Regions from separate parts of the Homo sapiens genome. Here region 2 is linked to region 1. A link is an interaction called in ENCODE POLR2A ChIA-PET data of the cell type or tissue named here. Cell type or tissue: GM12878. All regions are shown on one strand. Links, peaks and the distances in the headings refer to the core of each region. The heading gives the core; the rest is flanking DNA. Region 1 overlaps TEC (tec protein tyrosine kinase). Region 2 overlaps LOC105374445 (a long non-coding RNA gene).

Region 1 (5,382 bases), core at 98-5,097:
TGTGGGTTTAATGCGGGCCAATCACTGCTTTTACTACAGTTTCTACAGGAATATTCATTCAACTGGTGTTGCAAATAACCAACTTACAGCAAACTTTTGTAATACAACCCATCAACTGTGAACATTCTGTAGATAAAATTATTTTTAAAACAATTTCTTCCACTGACTGAGTGCTTGATGATATTAAGGAAGTTCTGTTGATATTTAAGAGTGTGGTGATGGCACTAAGATTCTGCTTAAGCTGGGGGCTCCCTGACTTCTGCAGATGAATACTGAACCATCTGTAGAAGAAATGATGTGGTTTCTGCAAGACAATGGGAGTAGAAGGGATTTGTTATAGATAATGAGGTGGGAGGAAGTGTGACTAGGGTTACTTGGTTGGGTAATGGGTACACGGGGTTCACTGTACTATTCTGTCTACTGTTCAGTAAGTTGTAAATATTCTATGATAAAAGGTTAAAAAACACTTCTCAAATATTTTTTAAAGCCTGATCAAAGTTGTAACTGAATCTACTTACAAACTTTTTTTTTGAGAATAGAAAAAGAGCCCATCATAAACCAGTAAAAGCAGAGATGGCACATTTCTTAATTGCTACTAATAAAGCTTTTGCTGTCCTTTGTGGTAAAGTGCACACTGGGCTCAGAACAGGAAGCAAGCCTTAGAAACAACAACAATCCCGATGTTTATACAACTGCTCGTACAGGTCGTGTGTGCACAGCTCCTTGCATTCATCAATCTTAAAGTGCTCCATAATTAATTACAGAACCAGTGACTCTGCCAAAGTAATGAGTCATTTAGCATCTGCAATTTACTGTTGGGTAAATGGGGCACTGAGTTAAACAAATTGATCAAGGGCAAATGAGTAAGATACAGAAATCTAGGCTGCAATGTTGTACTCTTTGCTGGCTATCACAGCTAGGAGCCATAATTAAACTATTTGTTCCCTCTTAGTTTGCTCTTGCTAATGCAACTAACTCTCAATTGCTCTAGTGAAACTAACTCTCATTCATCCCTGTTGCAGAATATCTGGCCATTCTGAGAGATGCCCCCACAGTGCAAAATACAGAATCCCCACTGTCCAATAGCCACGCCACTCACTGAGTGCCCACCAGCACCTGCAACAGAAGCTTTATCTGTCTGCTTTTCTCTTCCTTACCCCCGCCTCACCTCCCTTCTGGTGGTACAGAGATACCACATTATAGCACCTATGCAGCAACCAGTCTTGGAAGGTGTGATGGTTAACTTTAGGTATCAACTTGACTGGAAGAAGGACTGCCTAGAGAGCTGGTAAAGCTTTCCTTCTGATTGTGTCTGTGATGGTGTTTCCAGAGGAGACTGGCATGCAAGTTAGTAGACTGAGTGGGGAAGATCCCTACTCAGTGTGGGCAGGCATTCTGGTTTACACGTCTTAGATCTCCCTGGGCTAAGAACCAGCAGGCCTCTATAATAGAGCTTACTGCTTAAAAGCAAAAAGTCTGAAGCCCAACTGTCTGAGTTTGAATCTCAGCTCTGCTACTTACTCACTGTATCTCCTTGAACAAGTTACTTAACCTCTCTGTGCCTACACTTCATTAGCTATTAAATGGGATGAATAATAGCACCAGAACTTCATATGATTGCAGTAAGAATTCGAAGAGTCAATTCATGTAAAGCTTTTGGAAGAACGCTGACAAACAGTTTAAGTGCTTGATCAATTTAGCTACTAATATTATTTTTGAAAAGCATACTAGCCCTTAGGAAACCTAAAAGCGAGAGCCACTAGTTTTGATTAAGAAACGATCCTCACACCTACCTTCTAGACTCCAAGAAAGATCTTCTGAGAGTTGATGCTGAATTTGACTATGTCTTATAAAAGCCATGAATGAGATGTTTCCTCAGGTCATGACAAATATCGGTTTTCTAAAATTACAGGAGGCCGTAATAGAAACGACCAGTGTCTACCAACATCCACTCTTTTCAAACAGAAAAAGAAATTAACCTTTCCTCATGGGTCTTACAATTCTGTTTTTAAAATGACGGTTGATGCTTCATGTGACTCCACTATTTTTACCCTTCGAGGCTGTTATTTTAGTTCTATCTTACAGTATGAAACCAATACTGAGCCAGCCAGTGACTAGATTAGCACTTCCTTTTTACGTTAGGAACAATTGATCTCTGGTAACTCACAGCATTTAACACACGATAGCAGGGAGCATCTTTGGTCAAAAATTCCTCTTCAAAGCACAAGAGTAATGTTACAAAGACATATTTTGCCGGTTTGTCAGGCTGTCTTGACGGCTAAGTCATATTCCGGTGAATATAAAGATTAATATATGTTTGATCCTTCTATAAACACACAATTTGGTAGCCCAAAAAATATCACAAAGCTATCCAGAGGCAGTGCAGTACAATGGTTCAGAGCTCTGGGAATCAGGCTGCATGGGCTGGGGTCCCAGCTCTGCCACATGCTCACTCTGCAACCTTGGGCAAAGTACTCAACCTCTCTGTTCTTTAGTTTCATCATCTGTAAAATGGGAATAGTAACTGTATCTGCCTCAAACAGTTCACAGGATTAAAGTTAATACTTAAAAAGCATATAAGACCATGTTTGGCACATGGTAAGCACCCAAAAATATGCTACTTCGGCATATGGATTGAGTTAAAGGCACTTAAAAAAAACAGCACATGCAAGAAGGGCACTGTGACCTTCCTTGTTCTTCTTGAAAGCATGAGATTAACTCCCATGAAAAAGGTGCCCTCCTTATACCAGGAGGACGAAAGACATTCATTCTTATCACCAGAGATGGGGAGCTGAGGCTGAGGGAAAGCTGTACAAACCTTGTTATACTAGTCCTTATCTTGCTACTTTTCCACAATTAACTGTCCTAGTCCTGAAGTGAATTCTTATACTTTCATGTTGCCTCAGCATCCATTTTGAATAGATTCAACTTTTTCATACCCAAAGCAGGGCTCAGTCACCCTTGATAGTTCTAGTTCCACACCACACCCAAATGGCTCAGGCCAGCAGCCAGAGATAAGAATTTAAAGGCATCTCTCCTATCTAGCAGACAGGGTTCCCCACTTTATCGAAGCTTCCCTTAAAAGCACCATTTAGGCCTTTGCCCAGGAACTCAAAGTGACCCCACACCCTACCCCTTATATATACTGCCAATTCCCACATGCATTTTCTCTCTCTGCCTGACTCCATTCCTGCCTCATGCAACCCGGAGATGGAGGACTGCCCTCCCAGCCCATTCCGCCCTTCCTGTCCAAGATCTGTAAGTAAAAATCTCTGAACTCATTTCCTACCTGGTGATGTATTGAGTTTCCACTTTTCATCTGAAGAACCAGTGGCTGCAGCTGCCTCAGGCCATGCTTTCCCAGGGATCCTGGGGGGAATATCAAGTCAGGCTCCCGGCGCCAGGGCGATGGTCAGGCAGGTGTAAGCTGGACATGGGTCAGACAAGAGCCACAACAGTGGCTGCCAGATAAATAAGATAAACAAGTTCCCCATGTGAGGGAGTCCCCAGGTTCCAGGTGGGCTAACTAGGCATAAAACCATCCTCCAGGCTAAAGAAGTACCCCAGGAAAGGGACACTGTAGACATTCATGTCCAGCTACCCTGCATTTCCCATCAGGACAGGGTTGCTAGCCAACCTGGTACTGGAATCCCATTAGCTAGAAGCTCTCAAAATAGCCCCAACTCCTTTTCCCTGTCATATCTTTACAATTTACCAATTTACTACTCTTTGTCCAACATAATATATAAGCTTTCAACCCTTACAACTTCCCTGGGTCTTTATTTTCCTGGTGAAGGCTCCCACGTACATGTAAAAATTACTAAATAAAAATTCTATGCTTTTCTCCTGTTAATCTCTCTTTTGGTGGTCTAATTTAAAAGGCCCCAGCTGGAAAAACTAAGATAGGCAAGGGGAAAAAATATATTTTTTTCTCTCCTTCACACAATAGAAGTATATTTAAATTTAAGAAAAAAGAAAAAACTAAACTAAAAAAGGCCACAGAGCCCTTCTGTTTCTAATCCCAGAAGCCAGTCTTGATTTTCACTGTGCAAAATGTATATTCAAAGGTACCAAGGAGATGATAAAGAAAGTAATGTTTTCCATTGTCTCTGTTTTTAAGGTAGAAATGTTTTCATTCTTAAAGCATCTTTGAAGCCAATGGACAGAAAGGTTTCTAATATTCTATCGGCCAGAGGCTTAAATACAAATGGCCTGGCAGGGCAGGTATTTTCTCCTTTTACAGGTGAAGAAACTGAGACTTAGAAAGTTTCATCAACTGCCCAATTTCATAGCTGGTAATGACAGATCCAGATTCAGAGCAGATCTGCCTGGCTTCAAAGCCCACAGCATGTCCTCTCAGGAAGCCACCTCCTTTTAGGATAAACAGCATTAAATGAACCAGATCCAATGATTCCAAATTTACTTCTCTAACCCCAACTTCTCACTTGCGTCTTAAATCTGTATCTCTAAACTACCCAGGCAAACATCTCTCCTTATCTCTTTCATTTACATCTCTTTCACATGACACAAAACAAATCTATCATATTTTCCTTGAACCTGGATTCCATTCAATCACTCAACAACCACTGCACTCCAGTCTGGGCTACAGAAAGGATTTTCTTTCTTTTTTTTTTTTTTTTTTTTTTTTTTTTTGAGACAAAGTCTCACTCTGTTACCCAGGCTGGAGTGCAGAGGCACGATCTCAGCTCACTACAACCTCCGCCTCCCAGATTCAAGCAATTCTCCTGCCTCAGCGTCCCGAGTAGCTGGGACTACAGGCACGCACCACCACACCTGTCTAATTTTTGTATTTTATTAGTAGAAATGAGGTTTCACCACACTGGCCAGGGTGGTCTCGAACTCCTGACCTCGTGATCCACCCGCCTCGGCCTCCCAAAGTGCTGGGATTACAGGCATGAGCCACCATGCCTGGCCAAAAAGAATGGATTTTTATATTTTGAAACTTAACAACCATGGCAATATTACTAACTTTTCTTCAAGGTTTACCATATGCCAGTTTTGCTTTAAATTTATTTAGTGCATGTTGTAGATGTATCATTTCAACTGATCCCCATAACAACCCTCTGAAGGAGGATGAGTACTGGGTTAAGTGATGCCTTCACCTGCTTTGTGAAGCTTATAAATGAGAATGAGAGAAAGAGACTGAAAAACTAATTGTATTAATAATGTATTAAAATAAAATAGAGATAGGTGGTACAAAGTAAAAGTGCAGAATGACATTATACAGGGAAATCTAATCTAATCTGGAAGATCACAGCAAATATACCAAGGAAGTAATAGTTAAGCTGAAACCTGAAAGAGGGGGAGAAGTTAGCCATTCAAGGGAGGGGATACACGGGTTCTAGAGAAAGGACATAGGTA
Region 2 (5,382 bases), core at 262-5,261, 78 kb after region 1:
AATACAGTTAATTTTCTCCCAAGAAAAATGCTTATGTACGTATATTTTTAAGTGAGAGGACTTAGAACTTTTATCATATTGACTGATCCCAAAAAGGTAAGAGCTACTGCCTTAAGGAATTAACTGATATTATGATGGTTAGAAGAACCAGTTTCCAATTCGCCTTGCCTGTTCTTGGTAGGTGATGGTAGCTCATATTCTTGACAATGGTAATGAGGATCTCAATGTTTATGAAGTTTGAAAAGGCAGAAAACCCAGACCCTTACATAATTTCTTCATAAAGTTTAAATTAAAAGAGAGAAAAGTGTCTGTATTGTCCCTACTAACTCTCAGAAAAGCCAAAGAGAACAGATCTGTAAATAAAACACCTAGATCCAACATAATTCTTAATAGTTGGGGTAATTTTCATAAAGTTATAGTTTTCTAAATAAGACATTTGTTACACTATCAATCATACAGTTTAAGTAGGCAATTGCCACAGGTATACCATCCATAGATCACATAATAGAGAACAATGGCAATTTTTTTCAGCAAGGTGTTGAGAAAGAGACAGAGAGACAGACAAAAAAAAGAGGCCATTAGGGAACTTCAACTACATTAAGGAAAAGGTGTAAAAACTGAACTCAGAATGTGGTGGGATTAATAAAAAAGATTTAGTCTTTCTTTAATTTTTATTTTTTAGGTGAAAACAGAATACTACATTTGGGCCTGTATAATTCAAACTTTTACATTCGTCCCTAGTCAAAAGAAGGAATCTAGTAGTTGACTTAAAAAGATTTCTCCCCCTGCCTCCAAAAAGAAGACTCAAACAATATTAGTAAAACCATCTTTATTTTAAGAAAATCAAGATACAGAGAAAAAGGTATTAATATAAACTTCTTGGGAGACAAGACTCTCCCTTCTTACAAGATATCGCTATGGCTTCCATAAAGTTTATTTGTTTAGATGATCAGTATCAGGTTGACATAATTTCAGTTCCTTGAGAGACGAAAATGCCTCTTTTTAACTTACATGTAGATTCCACATGGTACAGAAGAAGACATGCAGAATCAACCTGGAAGGTTTGCAAAAATATATGTGTGTATATATTTGTATTTATAGCTTCTTGCCTTTTTTTTTTTTTTCTGAGACAGAGTCTTGTTCTGTTGCCCAGGCTGGAGTGCAGTGGCACAATCTCGGCTAACTGAAACCTCTGCCTCCTGGGTTCAAGCAATTCTCCTGCCTCAGCCTCCTGAGTAGCTGGGATTACAGGTGCCTGCCACCACGCCTGGCTAATTTTTGTATTTTTAGTAGAGATGGGGTTTTACCATGTTGACCAGGCTGGTCTTGAACTCCTGACCTTGTGATCCGCCCGCCTCAGCCTCCCAAAGTGCTGAGATTACAGGCATGAGCCAGCATGCCCGGCCAGCTTCTTGCATTCTTTTGTGCAAGTCACTGGTTTTATTTTGTAACCATCTTCCTACTGAAAAGGAAACTGGCCCATCATAGATAATTAATACATTTGTTGATGAATAAATGATGATGACAATGACGATAATGCAGACCTTATCAGTCTTCCATGGAGAGTCTGTTCCTACATGAAGATGACTTCATTGTGATCCTATGATATGTCTGCTTCTCCTTCCATCATGTGCTGAAAGTAGTTGCTTCTTTAGAACTATTGCATAGAAGGAAGGAGTTTCAAATATTGGACACAGAATCAATAATCATATTTCTGGGAAGAGATGCTAAATAAATAATTCAAAAGAAATAAAAAGCATCATATGCAAAGTATATTTATAAGATCATTATAATAATAAAATAAATGTCCAATAATAAGGAAATGTTTAAGTAAAATATATTAACAGTATGGAATGTCAAGCTGTCATTTAAAATTACCTATGTTGGTCAGGCATGGTGGCTCACACCTATAATCCCAGCACTTTGGGAGGCTGAGGCGGGTGGATCTTTTGAGCTCTGGAGTTCAAGACCAGCCTGGACAACATGGCGAAACTCCATCTCTACTAAAAATACAAATATTAGCCAGGCTTGGTGGTGCTCACCTGCAGTCCCAGCTATTCGGGAGGCTGAGGTAGGAGGATTGCTTGAGCCCAGGAGGGCAGGGTTGCAGTGAGCTGAGATCGTGCCACTGCACTCCAACCTGGGCAACAGAGCAAGAACCTGTCTCTAAATAAGTTAATTAATTAATTAAATAATAAAATAAGATTACCTATGTTAATGAAAAAGAGATAGGAAATAAAACTTATGAACAAGATTATATTTTTAAAAGTAGAACACAATGCTTTGAGTACCTGTAATTGCAACTAAATACAAATTATGTGGAGGAAAACTGAAAAGTAAGAATTATGATTAACAGTTATTGAGGGGATGTGCCAGCATCCTTTCTAAGCATATTAGATTAATTCATTTAATTCTCACAGCTGTGTGAGGTGGACTATTGTTATCTTCATTTTACAGATGAAGAAACAAAGGCAGAGAAGGTCTAAGTAATAGCCCAAAATCATAGTTATTGAGTGGCAAAGCCCAGATGTGAACATAAAACAGTATAACTCCAGGGTTTACATTTTTAACCTTTCAAAGCTGCCAAAGGGAATGATCTTTGAATCATGAATGATGTTTATACATATATTTCTTGTATAATGTTTTTATGTTGGTTTGATAGTAATTGAAAATTTTTTCGATGTTAGAGCCAGAAAAGAAGATGTAGAAGTAAAACCAGATTGTGCTTAGCAAAAGAGACAGAGAGTTTCAAAGGGGTCCATTATCTCAACAGTTTGATAGTTTATAAAAGCTGAGTTGTTCTGTCACAATAAAATGATATATTGAGTATTATTCCTATAAATAAAAAGAGTTCTCTGGCCTGAGGGCTTGAACAGGCTGTTTCCTCTGCCTGGAGTGCTCTATCTCCAGATCTTTTTGAAGTTACCTCCTTTGCGAGGGTGGCAGCCATGAAAATGCACCCATCACTACGATAGGAGACTGAGAAAACATTGGTGAACAAACCAGACAAAACTCCCTGTTGTAGGGGAGCTTACATTCTGGTGGAAGGTCAATCATTCAGAATTTGATTTAGCTGCAAGTAACAGCACCCCCTTATGGTAGGCTGAATAAGGCCCTCCCAGTGATGTCCATGTCTTAATTCCCTAGAACCTGTGAGTATAACTTATGCTGCAAAACGGTCTTTGTAGATGGGATGAAGTGAAGGATCTTGAAATGAGATTATTCTGCACTATCTAGGTGAGCCCAATGTAGTTACAAGGGTCCTTATATGAGGGAGAAGGCAGGGTATAATGAGATAAGTAGAGGTCAGAGTAAGAGAGAGATTAGAAGATGCTACACTGCTGGCTTTGAAGATGAAGGAAGAGACCACGAGCCAAAGAAAGCAGAAAGCTTCTAAAAGCTGGTGAAGGCAAGAAAACAGATTCTCTCCTAGAGCCTCCAAAAGAAACCAGACACCTAGATTTCACCCCAGTGAAACTGATTTTGGACTCTGACCCCCAGAACAGTAAGAGAATACATTTGTATTGTTGTAAGGCAATAAATTTGTGGCAATGTATTACAGCAGCAATAGGAAACTAACAAGAGCCTTCAATAGAGAGCATCAGGGTCAGGCTGGCATGATGTTCCATAGTGTCAGGGGCCCAGCTCCTTCTGTCTTTTTGTGTAGGTGGAAGAACCTGGAGGGAAGTACGAACAATTCCAGGGACTCATGATGTGAGTGTGCAGCCATGCATTCACTCATGTGGGTATTTCTCAAACCTGAATCAAGTAGGAAGCCCTTTTAAACAAACATTTTCATTTTAATTCACTTAAATATATAAATATAAAGCTACTTATTTATTCTTTATGTGTCTAGCATTTTATACATACTTAAAGCCAAAATAAGTTTTCAAAATAAATTCAAGCAAGATTACGAAACCAGTTATTGAGACCACACACACCCCTACCCCATGTTTTCACCAAAGGCCACACAGAGAATAGTAACAAGACATTCCTATTCCTCCCAGTCAGGGAGGTACCAGTGGAGGCCTAACTTCTTGTATCCATTCATTGGGATGGAACTCCCAACCGCATCCAGCAGTAATCAAGAGCACCCCACCCCCAAGTGTCAATGGAAGAATAGTGGGAAACCTGGATTTTTACCCCTACCTGGCTGTAGATAGAGGAGATGACCTGCATGCCCTCCTTCCCCTGCCAAGACAGTGTCAGAAGAAGCCAGCTAAAACAAAAAGCGTAAATAAAATCCAGAATCTAAAAACAGAATACGCCAAATTTTCTGGTTTTAATTGAAAATAACTCACTATACCAAGAAACAGGGAGATCTCAAACTGAATGAAAAAGATAATCAGTAGATGCCAACACCAAGATGACAGGGATATTAGAATTATCTGGCAAAGATTTTAAATCATCATCATAAAACTGCTTCAATGAACAATTAGAAACATGCTTGAAACAAATGAAGTAAATAGTCTCTGCAAAGAAATTGAAAGTTTGAGTGAAGAAATAGAAAGTAAAAAAAGACCAAATGGAAATTTTGTAAGTGAAAGTACAATAACTACAATTAAAAACTCTGTTCAGGCCGGGCACGGTGGCTCATGCCTATAATCCCAGCACTTTGGGAGGCTGCGATGGATGGATCACGAGGTCAGGAGATCGAGACCATCCTGACCAACATGGTGAAACCCCATCTCTACTAAAAACACAAAAATTAGCCAGGTGTGGTGGCTCGTGCCTGTAGTCCCAGCTATTCAGGAGGCTGAGGCAGGAGAATCGCTTGAACCCGGGAGGTGGAGGCTGCAGTGAGCTGAGATCGCAACACTGCACTCCAGCCTGGGTGACAGAGCGAGACTCCATCTCAAAACAAAACAAAACAAAACAAAACAAAAAAACCTCTGTTCAGCAGAATAGATGGTACAGAGGAAAGAATCAGTGAACTGGAAAATTGAGCAATAGCAGCTACCTAATCTGAACAACAGCGATTTAAAAAAAAATAGTCCTATGGGACTATAACAACAGATCTACCATTTGTGTCTTCAGAGTCTCAGAGGAAGAGGACAGGGCTGGAAAAAGTACTCAAAGAAATAATGGCTGAAAACTCTTCATATTTGGCAAAAGACATAAACCTATACACTAGGAAGTTGAGTTACCCTCACACCGGATAAACACAAAGAAATCCACACTGAGACACATCATAGTCAAACTTCTTAACACTAAAGATAAAGAAAAAATCTTGAAAGCAGCAAGAGAGACATAACACCTTACCAATAGGGAAAAAAACAATTTGAACGACAGCATATTTCTCATCAGGAAATACAAGAAGGAAGTGGCAGGGAATTTTTTGAATGCTGAAATAAAATAACTGTCAGCCAGCCTAGAATCCTA

What was found. ChIA-PET counts read pairs that join two places held together with the same protein. Peaks named below come from ENCODE experiments on the same cell type or tissue, not always from the same donor. Only the 100,000 strongest peaks of a DNase experiment are listed, where the experiment ranks them.
Region 2: POLR2A ChIA-PET joins it to region 1 with 5 read pairs; 2 of 35 experiments call an interaction of 5 or more read pairs at or near these places.

The regions. Positions count from the first base shown.
Region 1 is chr4:48,194,832-48,200,213 of GRCh38, forward strand. All of the region lies in intron 2 of TEC (tec protein tyrosine kinase), which reads right to left. Among named protein-coding and RNA genes, the nearest start is that of TXK, 63 kb to the left of the region's middle. RefSeq lists enhancers at 1,253-1,302, 1,323-1,372, 2,932-3,101. In GM12878, for the core only: no CTCF peak of the experiment used is centred there; DNase peaks (open chromatin) are centred at 303, 2,080 and 2,782; H3K4me3 peaks cover 2,782 bases; H3K27ac peaks cover 4,540 bases.
Region 2 is chr4:48,272,363-48,277,744 of GRCh38, forward strand. The region is part of intron 1 of LOC105374445 (a long non-coding RNA gene); the gene reads left to right. Among named protein-coding and RNA genes, the nearest start is that of TEC, 5.2 kb to the left of the region's middle. In GM12878, for the core only: a CTCF peak has its summit at 3,102 (motif pointing left); a DNase peak (open chromatin) is centred at 3,059; H3K4me3 peaks cover 502 bases.